Regions from separate parts of the Homo sapiens genome. Here region 1 is linked to region 2. Evidence: read pairs that join two places in POLR2A ChIA-PET (ENCODE). Cell type or tissue: A673. All regions are shown on one strand. Links, peaks and the distances in the headings refer to the core of each region. The heading gives the core; the rest is flanking DNA. Region 1 holds the start of LOC124902671 (a long non-coding RNA gene). Region 2 overlaps CSTPP1 (centriolar satellite-associated tubulin polyglutamylase complex regulator 1).

Region 1 (5,380 bases), core at 304-5,303, 190 kb before region 2:
TGGGATTACAGGCGTAAGCCACTGCACCTGGTCGTGGTTTTTTTTTTTTTTTTTTTTTTTTTTGAGACAGAGTCTAGCTCTGTTGCCCAGGCTGGAGTGCAGCAGCATGATCTCGGCTCACTGCAACCTCCACCTCCCGGGTTCAAGTGATTCTCCTGCCTTAGCCTCCTGAGTAGCTGGGATTATAGATGTGCACCACCATGCCCAGCTAAGTTTTGTATTTTTAGTAGAGACAGGTTTCACCATGTTGGCCAGGCTGGGTTTGAACTCCTGACCTCAAATGATCCTCCTGCTTCAGCCTTCCAAAGTGCTGGGATTACAGGCGTGAGCCACTATGCCTGGCCAAGACCACATATACAATTCTACTTATTTGATTTTTTTTTTTTTTAAAGACAGAGTCTCACTCAGTTGCCCAGGCTGGAGTGCAGTGGCACAATCTCAGCTTACTACAACCTCTGCCCCCCAGGCTCAAGCAATTCTCCCACCTCAGCCTCCCAAGTAATTGGGACCACAGACGCACACCACCACGCCTGGCTAAGTTTTTGTATTTTTGTTAGAGATGGGGTTTCACCATGTTGAGCAATCCTCCCCACTTAGCCTCCCCAAGTGTTGGGATTACAGGCATGAGCCACTGTGCCTGGCCTCAATTCTACTTATTTGAAATGCCCAGTGGATAAATCTACAGAGCCAGAAAGTAGATTAGGGGTTGCCTAGGGTTGGGGAAGACGGTGGAGTGGGGACTGAAGAGTAATGGCTAAGGGGTGTAGGATTTCTTTTTAGGGTAATGAAAACATTCTACAATGGACTGTGGTAATGGATGCACAACTCTGGAAATATATTAAAAGCAATTGAATTTTATACTTTAAATGAGTGAAGTGTATGGTATGTGAATTGTATCCCAAAAAGCTGTTAAAAAGAAACATTTGATGAATAAACAAATGAACAAATGAATATAGGATATAGTTGTTGCAGGTTCACACCATTCTCCTGCCTCAGCCTCCTGAGTAGCTGGTACTACAGGCACCCGCCAACACGCCCGGCTAATTTTTTTGTATTTTTAGTAGAGATGGGGTTTCACCATGATAGCCAGGATGGTCTCCATCTCCTGACCTCGTGATCCGCCTGCCTTGGCCTCCCAAAGTGCTGGGATTACAGGCGTGAGCCACCGTGCCCGGCCTTAAGTTCGGTCTTTAAGGATGCTGAGTTTATCTCCCCAGATTTTGGGGCTGAATATTCCTTAAAACAATCTGGGCCCAGGCTGGCTGTGGTGGCTCATGCCTGTAATCCCAGGCACTTTAGAAGGCCTAGGTGGGCAGATCTTTTGAGGTCAGGAATTTGAGACCAGCCTGGGCAACATGGTGAAACCCCGTCTCTACCAAAAATACAAAAAAAAAAAAAATTAGCCGGGCATGGTGTGCACACCTATAATCCCAGCTACTCAGGAGGCTGAGGCAGGAGAATCACTTGAACCCAGGGAGAGGCGGGGTGAAGGCTGCAGTCAGCCAAGATTGCACCACTGCCCTCCAGCCTGGGCTACAGAGTGAGATTCTGTCTCAAAGAAAACAAACAAACAAACAAAAATGTTTTTAATAAAATGATTTCTGCCCAAAGGGGAACGATCATGGAAATTTAAAGCTAACTCCATTTGGCTGCTTTTAAATTACAAGAGATAATCTCCCATACTTTTTTTTTTTCAGTGAAGAAAAAAAATATCCAAATCTCCTTTGGATAGCAGATAAATTAAAATTATAAAACCTGAACTGCGGCTTTTACCAGTGGCCAGTTGCCATCAGGAAAGAAAATTATCCACTGAATAATGAGGGAGAAAAAAACCTACAAAATTTTGCATGTGTGATCACTAAACAGGTTTTGCACATGACCAGCAAAAGTAGGTCATGAGCTGTTAGCTGCAAAACACCGTGCCCCACCGTGAGGCTGGTGTCTGTCACTGGGAGCAATGGAGTTCCCATCTTCCAAGTCAATAGAGGAGCTGGTTGGCACATTTCAAAAGGAGCGAGGTGATTCTTGGTGCAGTGCAGCCAATGCAGCTTTGTTTTCAGTGGGTCAAACCACAAAGCAGAAATGATGCCATGACACAGGGAGGTGGGAGCATGAAGAGACTCCTTGTGCTCCCGATCCCCCATCTCTGGATTCAGGCTGACTGCGGTTCCAGTTCTGCCACTGCTACTTACAAGCTATCAGTATATTCGCACAACATTGTCACCCGTCTGAGCCTCAGTTCCCACTTCAGTGAAGTGAGCAGTAACAGTACCCTTCCCTCAACTGGGGTTCATCACTTTCATGCTCCCTTTTTTTTTTTTTTTGACGTTCAGTCTCACTCTGTCCCCCATGCTGGAGTGCAGTGGCACAATCGGCTCACTGCAACCTCTGCCTCCCAGGTTCAAGTGATTCTCCTGCCTCAGCCTCCCAAGTAGCTGGGATTACAGGTGCCTGCCACCACGCCAGGCTAATTGTTGTATTTTTAGCAGAGACAGGGTTTCACCATGTTGGTCAGGTTGGTCTCGAACTCCTGACCTCAGGTGATCCATCCACCTCGGCCTCCCAAAGTGCTGGGATTACAGGCATGAGCTACCACGCCCAGCTGCTTTCAGGCCCTTCTGGTCTCCAACCGCAACCCTCTTCATCACAAGTCACTGCCAACCCTTGCCTCCTCTTTTCTCAGAATATCCTCTAGGGGTGTGTGTGGGAGTGTGGGTATGTATTTGTGTGTGTGTTTTGTTGTTTGCCTAATACTCTCACCACCCTCCAACTCTGTCTTCAGAGCCGGAGGCTCCCCACAGAAACCACAAAGGATCATTTTAAAGGGAAGTAACAGTTTTTACAAGGATTAGGTGAGATAGTTAAGGTAAACAAATTTAAATAGAACAATGAAGGTAAATGCATTCAGTATGATATAGGGAAGGTAGGCATTCTTCGATAAACATGATTTTTGCTGTACGTCCATTTGCAACCCTAGCTCAGGTTTTTTTTTTTTTTTTTTTTTTTTTTTTTTTTTGAGACGGAGTCTTGCTCTGTCGCCCAGGCTGGAGTGCAATGGCACGATCTCTGCTCACTGCAACCTCCGCCTCCCAGGTTCAAGCGAATTCTCTTGCCTCCACCTCCCGAATAGCTGGGACTACAGGCAAGCGCAACCGTGCCTGGTTAATTTTTTGTATTTTTAGTAGAGATGGAGTTTCGCCATGTAGGCCAGGCTGGTCTTGAATACCTGGCTTCAGGGGATCTGCCTGCCTTGGCCTCCCAAACTGCTGGGATTACAGGCGTGAGCCACCGTGTCTGGCCTAGCTCAGGTTTTGAGTTAAGTAAGTAAAAGTTAACTGAGGCATAGTCCAATTACCTCATGTGGTTAAAAATTGTGAATGATGGTGAAACCCAACACAGAAATTAGGGGCTTCTAACTATTTCTGCCAAGTCCTGGTTCTGGACTGATCTTGAAAACCTTCTTCTGGCATAAATAATATAATGTGCCTTTCCTTCAACTGGGGCTTTATCACCTTTATGCCCTTCCAGTCCCCAACCTCAACTCTCTTCATCACAAGTCACTGCCAACCCTTGCCCCCTGATATGGTTAGGCTTTGTGTTCCCACCTAAATCTCAACCCGAATTGTAATCCCCAGGTGTTGAGAGGGAGACCTGGTGGAAGGTGATTGGATCACATGGGCAGTTTCCCCCATGCTGTTCTTGTGATAGTGAGTGAGTTCTGAAGACATTTGATGGTTTTATAAGCGTCTGACATTTCCCCTGTCTGTACTTCTCTCTCCTACCACCATGTGAAAAAGGTCCTTGCTTCCCCTTTGCCTTCCACCACGATTGTAAGTTTCCTGAGGCCACGCGGAACTGTGAGTCAATTAATCCTCTTTTCTTCATAAATTACCCAGTCTTGGGTAGTATCTTTACAGTAGCGTGAAAACACACAAATGCAGCCCCTCTTTTCTCAGAATATCCTCTAGGGTGTGTGTGTGTGGGGGTATTGGAGGGGTCTGGGCTTTTTCTGCCTCTTCATCTCACCACCCTCCAACTCTATCTTCAGACCCTGAGGCTCCCCACAGAAACCACAAAGGATCATTTCGCTTCCCTTTGGAAATGCAGAATGTATTATGTTTTGGGGCACATCCCAAATAGACCCCTCTCCCACTGCCAGTTTCTTCCCTAAATGCTCCTTTTTTTCATTTGTATACACTCCAGGTTTCTCTAGGAAGCAGTGGCCCACAGAGAGCTGAGTTGGTTTCAAGAGTCCAGGAGACGTACCTGGCTGCTTTCTGAGTGAGCTCCAGCGGGAAATCAGGACACAGTAATTGCAGCAAACAGTGATATTCTTTCATGGTCAGCAAATCTGAAGTGGAAATGGAGAGGAACACATTAGGTCTCTGCATTTCAAGTCACTGCCCTCTTTTTGTTCATTTCATGAGTTTCAGACCTGGTCTTGGTAGAGCTGTTCTTTTAAAAGCAAGTCAGTGTGAAGGGTATGCTAGTCTCTAACCTCCAGGTGTGAGATTTTAAGATCAGTATTTCTACAAAGCTTTTCCAGGGTGGGAGGCATCCAGTTACACCATTTTGACCAAAGGAGCTTCACTGGTATGAAAATTGGTCGGGTGAAGAGAGCAAACAAGAGAGGCACCTTCATCAGTCTTCTTTAGTTTGGTTTTCCTTGTATATAAAAATCTGGAAGAACAAGTCATTTCAAAGCCGGTTAAATTTGCTGAAATTCTCTGGCATGGTAACGTTTCCCACCACATGCCCAAAGACCATCCACAGAATATCTGGAAGCAGTACTAACGCAAACAGTCTTGCTGTGTAGGGAGAAGAGTACAGCATAGAAACCCACAGACCTCATTACTCTGTCATCCAGTACTGCAGCAGGCTGGCTTCTTTTGAATGGCTGAACACAAATCTGGTCATCCTATTATAGGAAGCCAAGACAAAGGTCCAAGATATACAGTCAAGGCAACCAAATGATTCCTGATATACAGAAGCAATGCTTTGTGCTTTGGGAGAGGTGAGCCAGGATGAGGCTCTGTGGTCCAGCAGAGAACCCAGAGAGGTGAATCTCAGAGAAATTTATAGGATCCTGAGGGAGAAGAAATACACTGATGCTTAAGTTATTTTGTTGCTGCATGTACTGAAGGCAAAAGATTTTAGATCAGCCAAGGAGTAAGAATGTGTAAGTATTATCATATATCAAAGCATTTCGAATATGGAAGGGCCTGGTAATGCTAAAGTGAGAGCAATCCACCCGGAAGCCTGCCTAATTGGGAGGAGGATGAGTGAGAGGAGGGAATCCAGAGGGCATGGCTACATTTGGGGAATGAAGATGATGATCACAGGCACTTGGTTTCTTTGGACCTAAGTTAGCCCAAGCCAC
Region 2 (5,380 bases), core at 310-5,309:
GACACTGCTGTAGCCTGGGCGCAGTGGCTCACACCTGTAGTCCCAGCACTTTGGAAGGCTGAGGCGGGCGAATCACAAGGTCAGGAGTTCAAAACCATCCTGGCCAACACGGTGAAACCCCGTCTCTGCTGAAATACAAAAAAATTAGCCAGGTGTGGTGGCGCATACCTGTGGTCCCGGCTATTCAGGAGGCTGAGGCGGGGGAATCGCTTTAACCTGGAAGGCGGAGGTTGCAGTGAGCTGAGATCGCACCACTGCACTCCAGCCTGGTTACAGAGCAAGACCCTGTCTCGAAAAAAAAAAAACAAAAAAACAACAAAAAAAAAACCACACTACTGTATTTTGGATGGATCAAACCTACTTACTTTTAATTTCTAATCCTAAAGTAAAGAGATGCAATTGGGGGCCTTCCATGTAGAAAGTGGGGTCAGGAGGCCAAGAAAGGGAATATGAATGTATATCCAAGTCACTCAGGAACTTTTATGCAGGTGGTAGAAACTTATGTCAAAGTGGCCACAAGATTGTTTAATAGGAGATGAATGAATGTAACTCCATGTTTACTGCTAGAAACCAAAGCTTTGTGTAAAATCTTGAATTTATGGGGAGGGAGGGTAGGAAAGCCTGTACCTGTCTGTTTTTTTCCTGATCCTTTTCCCTCATTCCTGAACTGCAGGAGACTGAGCCCCTTTGGGCTTTGGTGACCCCATCACTGGGGTGTGTTTATTTGACGGTTGATTTTGCTGTACTGGGTACTTCCTTTCCCATTTTCTCATCATTTTTTAACACATGCTGACTCTTCCCTTCCCTTCTCCTTTCCCTGGGAAAATACAATGAATAAATAAAGACTTACTGGTACTCAAAAAAAAAAAAAAGAAAGAAAATGGCCTCCTCTGAGGAGTGAGACTTCGGGGTGAGAAGGTTATGGTGTAGGGTACTGCTTTTTTTTGTTATAACTCTTATAGACCCATTTGATTTTTAAAATTCTGTAGTTAAGAAACATAAACATCAAAAACTTTAAATCCAGCAATTCTTTGAACTTTCTTCAATGGAAGAAGTGGAATTTTGCGCTCTCTGGATTCTCCCTCTTCTTTTTTATTTTATTTTTTATTTATTTATTTATTTTTTCAAAACAGAGTCTCACTGTGTCGCCCAGGCTGAAGTGCAGTGGTACGATCTCGGCTCACTGCCACCTCTGCCTCCAGGGTTCAAGCGATTCTCCTGCCTCAGCCTCCAGGGTAGCCGGAATTATAGGCACCTGCCACCATACCCAACCAAATTTTGTATTTTTAGTAGAAATGGGGTTTCACCACATTGGCCAGGCTGGTCTCGAACTCCTGACCTCAAGTGATCCACCAGCCTCAGCCTCCCAACGTGCTAGGATTATAGGCATAAGCTACTGCATCCAGCCGAATCCTCCCTCTTCTTATGCATTATTTGTGACATCATGTTTTCCTAAAAGAGTTTTTCAACTGTTTCTTCTAATTATTATTTTGTAATGCTTTTGTATTTTTTCTTTTACCAATTCCCATAGTCAACTTTGCTCCTGTTAGCATTCTTAGTTACTTCTTTTTTTAAAATGATTTATGCAGCCTTACTTCACATGCTTTAATGTAGCTCAGAATACTTGTACTTGGCCCTAGTCGAGCTATCTTTCTTCTTTCCCCCAGTAGCTAATACAAACTTTCTTTGCTCTCCTCAAGCCTTTTACTTCTGCTTCCCTAACTCTAAGAAGATAATCTTGATTCTTACTTCAGACAAAGAAGAGGTCATCAGGTAAAGAACACCAATTTCTAGCTCCATTTCTAAGTTTAACCATGTCCTTCATCACCCTTACTTCCCACCTCTGTTGTTCAAATTTAATTACGCCATGTGAAGCGGTTTTAAGATCACCTTAAGACCTGATTTCTCACTTGGGAATTCTTCCTAATTGAGAAAATTCTTACTTATGAATTGCTTTCAAATATGGCAAAATGTCTGTCAATATTACATGTAATAATGAAAGTTGACATTATATTGTTTTATACATATATAATAAAACATATATCCATACTTTAGGGTTGATAAATTTTTTTTTAGGTCTCAAATATTTTCAAAGATCCCATAACAGTTTGTTGGTTAGGCACCACACAAACAGTGCCTTCTGGATAAATATGGTCCTGACTCCCAACTTCAAAATAGCCTTGCACCTCTGCCTTTGATCCTAAATTTCCTCGTACTTCTAAAAATGTTCCATCAAGTATTCATCATCCTTTCCTTCCCTTGGATCTTCCCTCTCTCCCTGTACAATGGTTCCTTTCCCTTCAGCCTAAAAACATACTCAAGTTTCTCCCATCTAAAAACTAAAAACAATAAACTCTCTCTTCCTCCTCTTGCTATCACCCCCTCTCCTCCTTTCCCTAATTGGTCAAACTTCTTGAAACGAATCTAGCCTATTCTCAACGCCTTCACCCTCCGATTTACTCTTCAATCCAGCAAAATCAGGCATCTTGCCACACTACTCCATGAAAACCTCCCTTAATGCCACTAACAACCTGCCTTGCAGCCCGTATCTTCTTTGACCTCTCTGAGGCATCTGGTATCATTGAACACTTCCTCCATCTTGAAACTCTCCACCCCCACGTCCCCAGTGTCTGTGGCACTGCCTTTTTCTCACTCTCCTCCTAAATCTCTTACAAATCACTCTCCAGTCTAGGAAGATAAATATCTTTCTTTATTGTAAAACTAGCTCTCTGGAAACAAGATTTTGGTTTCTACAATGGGTCTCTAACTCTCAATAGAAAAATAAAATTATTTAGCAGCAAAGTTACCTCCAACGCCCAGCAACAAACCAATTATAAAGAACTAAAAATTCTAAAATTACATGTTCTCACTAAGGTGAACGACTCACTAGAGTATAGAGAGGAACTATTCTGATTATTGGAAATGTTTACAAAGGACAGGAAGTGACACAGAGAAATGACAGGCAACATAAAGTTAAGAAAGAAAATAATAACCATTGTAAAAAGGGAGCAACTGAACTCAGAGACAGGGACCAAGGATAAAATAACTTTGTACTTCAAGAGGTAGAGGACAAAAACCAAATACTGACCAGCACATCTATGCTTCACCTGTGAATAAGGGCAAGCAGCTACCAACAATACAACTTGCCTTGAGTAGGGTAGATGTCTCCACCGCATATACTAGGTATGACAGATTTTTGTTTGTGTACCACCAAAAATACACTGCCATTCTTCTTGCACACGACTGTCCATTAGACTAAAATTCCCTGCCTCGTTGGCAGTTAGCAGGGACCTTATTAAGTTCTCACCTATGAAATGTGAGCACAAGTGATGTTTGCATCTTCGGCTTCACTTGCCTAAAAGGTCCTTGCCCTGGATTCACTGTTTCCCCTTTTACTGGCTGAAAATGGCTACAATTGAGGCAGCTTTGGAAACCATGTGTTTCAGACAGAATGACTGCTCTGCTAGCTGAAATCCAATGATGACTTCCTAAAGCAGACCCTGCCTTTCACATCCTGGATTTGGATTAAGTAAGAAAGAAAGAAAGTGCTTCTTGTATGAGCCATTGCACTGGGAGGGAGGGGGAGTTAAGTGGTGGAGGTTTTTTGTTTTGTTTTGTTTTTATAACACCAGCTCAGCCCTCACCCTAATACCCTGAGAGATTAGGAGCACCAAACCACCTGAAGCGCCAAACAAACCTCAGTAGACCTCAACAGCTTACTGACTCAGTAGGAAACATTAGTCTGGAGAGAAGGGAATGGTAAGTACTGGTGTGGGAGCAGGGAGATGTCTTCTTATTAATTAATAGCTATAAATTAGAATTTAACACTGAGTGGCACCTAAACCACTTAATTTCAAATTAGAAGAATTAGAATCAAATAACAGCTTCACTAACTGCTATCTATATAAATGGAAAATTTACTTAAGTTATTTGAGCCACCATTTCTTCTCATGCATAAAAAAAATAACATCCATCTTCATGGGTAACTGTTATAACACATTTATAGCACAATATAATAAATTAGGTCTAAAATAATGACACTACCTCACCAAGAAAATGTTAAATTATCTTCTATATATTAAAACAATCTGGCAGGGTATGGTGGCTCACGTCTGTAATCTCAGCACTGTGGGAGGCCAAGGCGGGTGGATCACCTGAGCCCAGGAGTTCGAGACCAGCCTGGGCAACATAACAAACAAAGAATTTAAAAATTAGCTAGGCATGGTAGCACACTCCTATAGTCCCAGCTACCTGGGAGGCTGAGGTGGGAGGATCACCTGAGCTCAGGAGGTCGAGGCTACACTGAGCCATGATCATGCCACTGCACTTCAGCCTGGATGACAGAGTGAGACCTTGTCTCAAAAAAAAAAAAAAAAAAAGAGTCTAAGGAATATATCATATATTCTGTAGAATTTTCTACTGAATTTAAGTTCTGACACTTAAATTTTTATTGAACTGAATGGGAAAGAAGGCTCTTAGAAATTACAAAACCTGAAAGAAAGTGGCTAACAATACTACTGGCTTTAGAGTCAGATAAACTTCATTCAAACTTCAGCTCCAGACATACTAGCTCAGTGACCTTGGACAAGTTATATAACTTAAATCCCAGTTTCCTCAAAGAAAAGTGGGATCAGCTGGTGTCTACCTGCTGTGAGGACTGAACGAGACTGCTGTCTCCTTCAGTCCTCCTGCATATGAGAATTACTCTAGATGGCATATGAAGAACACCTATTTGAAAACAGTTTCCAGGCCAGGCCTGGTGGCTCATGGCTGTAATCCCAGCATTTTGGGAGGCTGAGGCGGGTGGCTCATGAGGTCAGGAGTTCAAGACCACCCTGACCAACAGACCAGCCTGGCCAATATGGTGAAACCCTGTCTCTACTAAAAATACAAAAATTAGCCAGGCGTGATAGCAGGCGCCTATAATCCCAGCTACTCGGGAGGCTGAGGCAGGAGAATTGCTTGAACCCGGGAGGTGGAGGTTGCAGTGAGCCGAGATCGGGCCATTGCACTCCAGCCTGGGCAACAAAGTGAGACTCCACCTCAAAAAAAGAAAAAAGGAAAAAAGAAAACAGTTTCTACTTAAGACAGTATTTAGGCAGCTGTACTACTTAAAAGTTGAAATATTATCTCTGTATTAAAAAATATATATATGAGACATGATCCCTGCCTAAGGGATTAGAATTTAAAAGAAAGTCTTTAGGCCGGGCGCGGTGGCTCATGCCTGTAATCCCAGCACTTTGGGAGGCCGAGGCAGGCGGATCACAAGGTCAGGAGATCGAGACCATCCTGGCTAACACGGTGAAACTCCGTCTCTACTAAAAATACAAAAAATTAGCTGGGCGAGGTGGCGGGCGCCTGTAGTCCTAGCTACTCGGGA

What was found. Peaks named below come from ENCODE experiments on the same cell type or tissue, not always from the same donor. Only the 100,000 strongest peaks of a DNase experiment are listed, where the experiment ranks them.
Region 1: POLR2A ChIA-PET joins it to region 2 with 12 read pairs; 2 of 35 experiments call an interaction of 5 or more read pairs at or near these places.

What each region holds. Positions count from the first base shown.
Region 1 is chr11:47,136,616-47,141,995 of GRCh38, reverse strand. CSTPP1 (centriolar satellite-associated tubulin polyglutamylase complex regulator 1) reads right to left here. Exons shown (of 9, transcript NM_024113.5): 4 at 4,267-4,351. It overlaps LOC124902671 (a long non-coding RNA gene), which reads left to right and starts at 5,120. Exons shown (of 2, transcript XR_007062666.1): 1 at 5,120-5,179. In A673, for the core only: no CTCF peak of the experiment used is centred there; no DNase peak of the experiment used is centred there.
Region 2 is chr11:46,950,295-46,955,674 of GRCh38, reverse strand. The region is part of intron 1 of CSTPP1 (centriolar satellite-associated tubulin polyglutamylase complex regulator 1); the gene reads right to left. Among named protein-coding and RNA genes, the nearest start is that of CSTPP1, 16 kb to the right of the region's middle. In A673, for the core only: no CTCF peak of the experiment used is centred there; no DNase peak of the experiment used is centred there.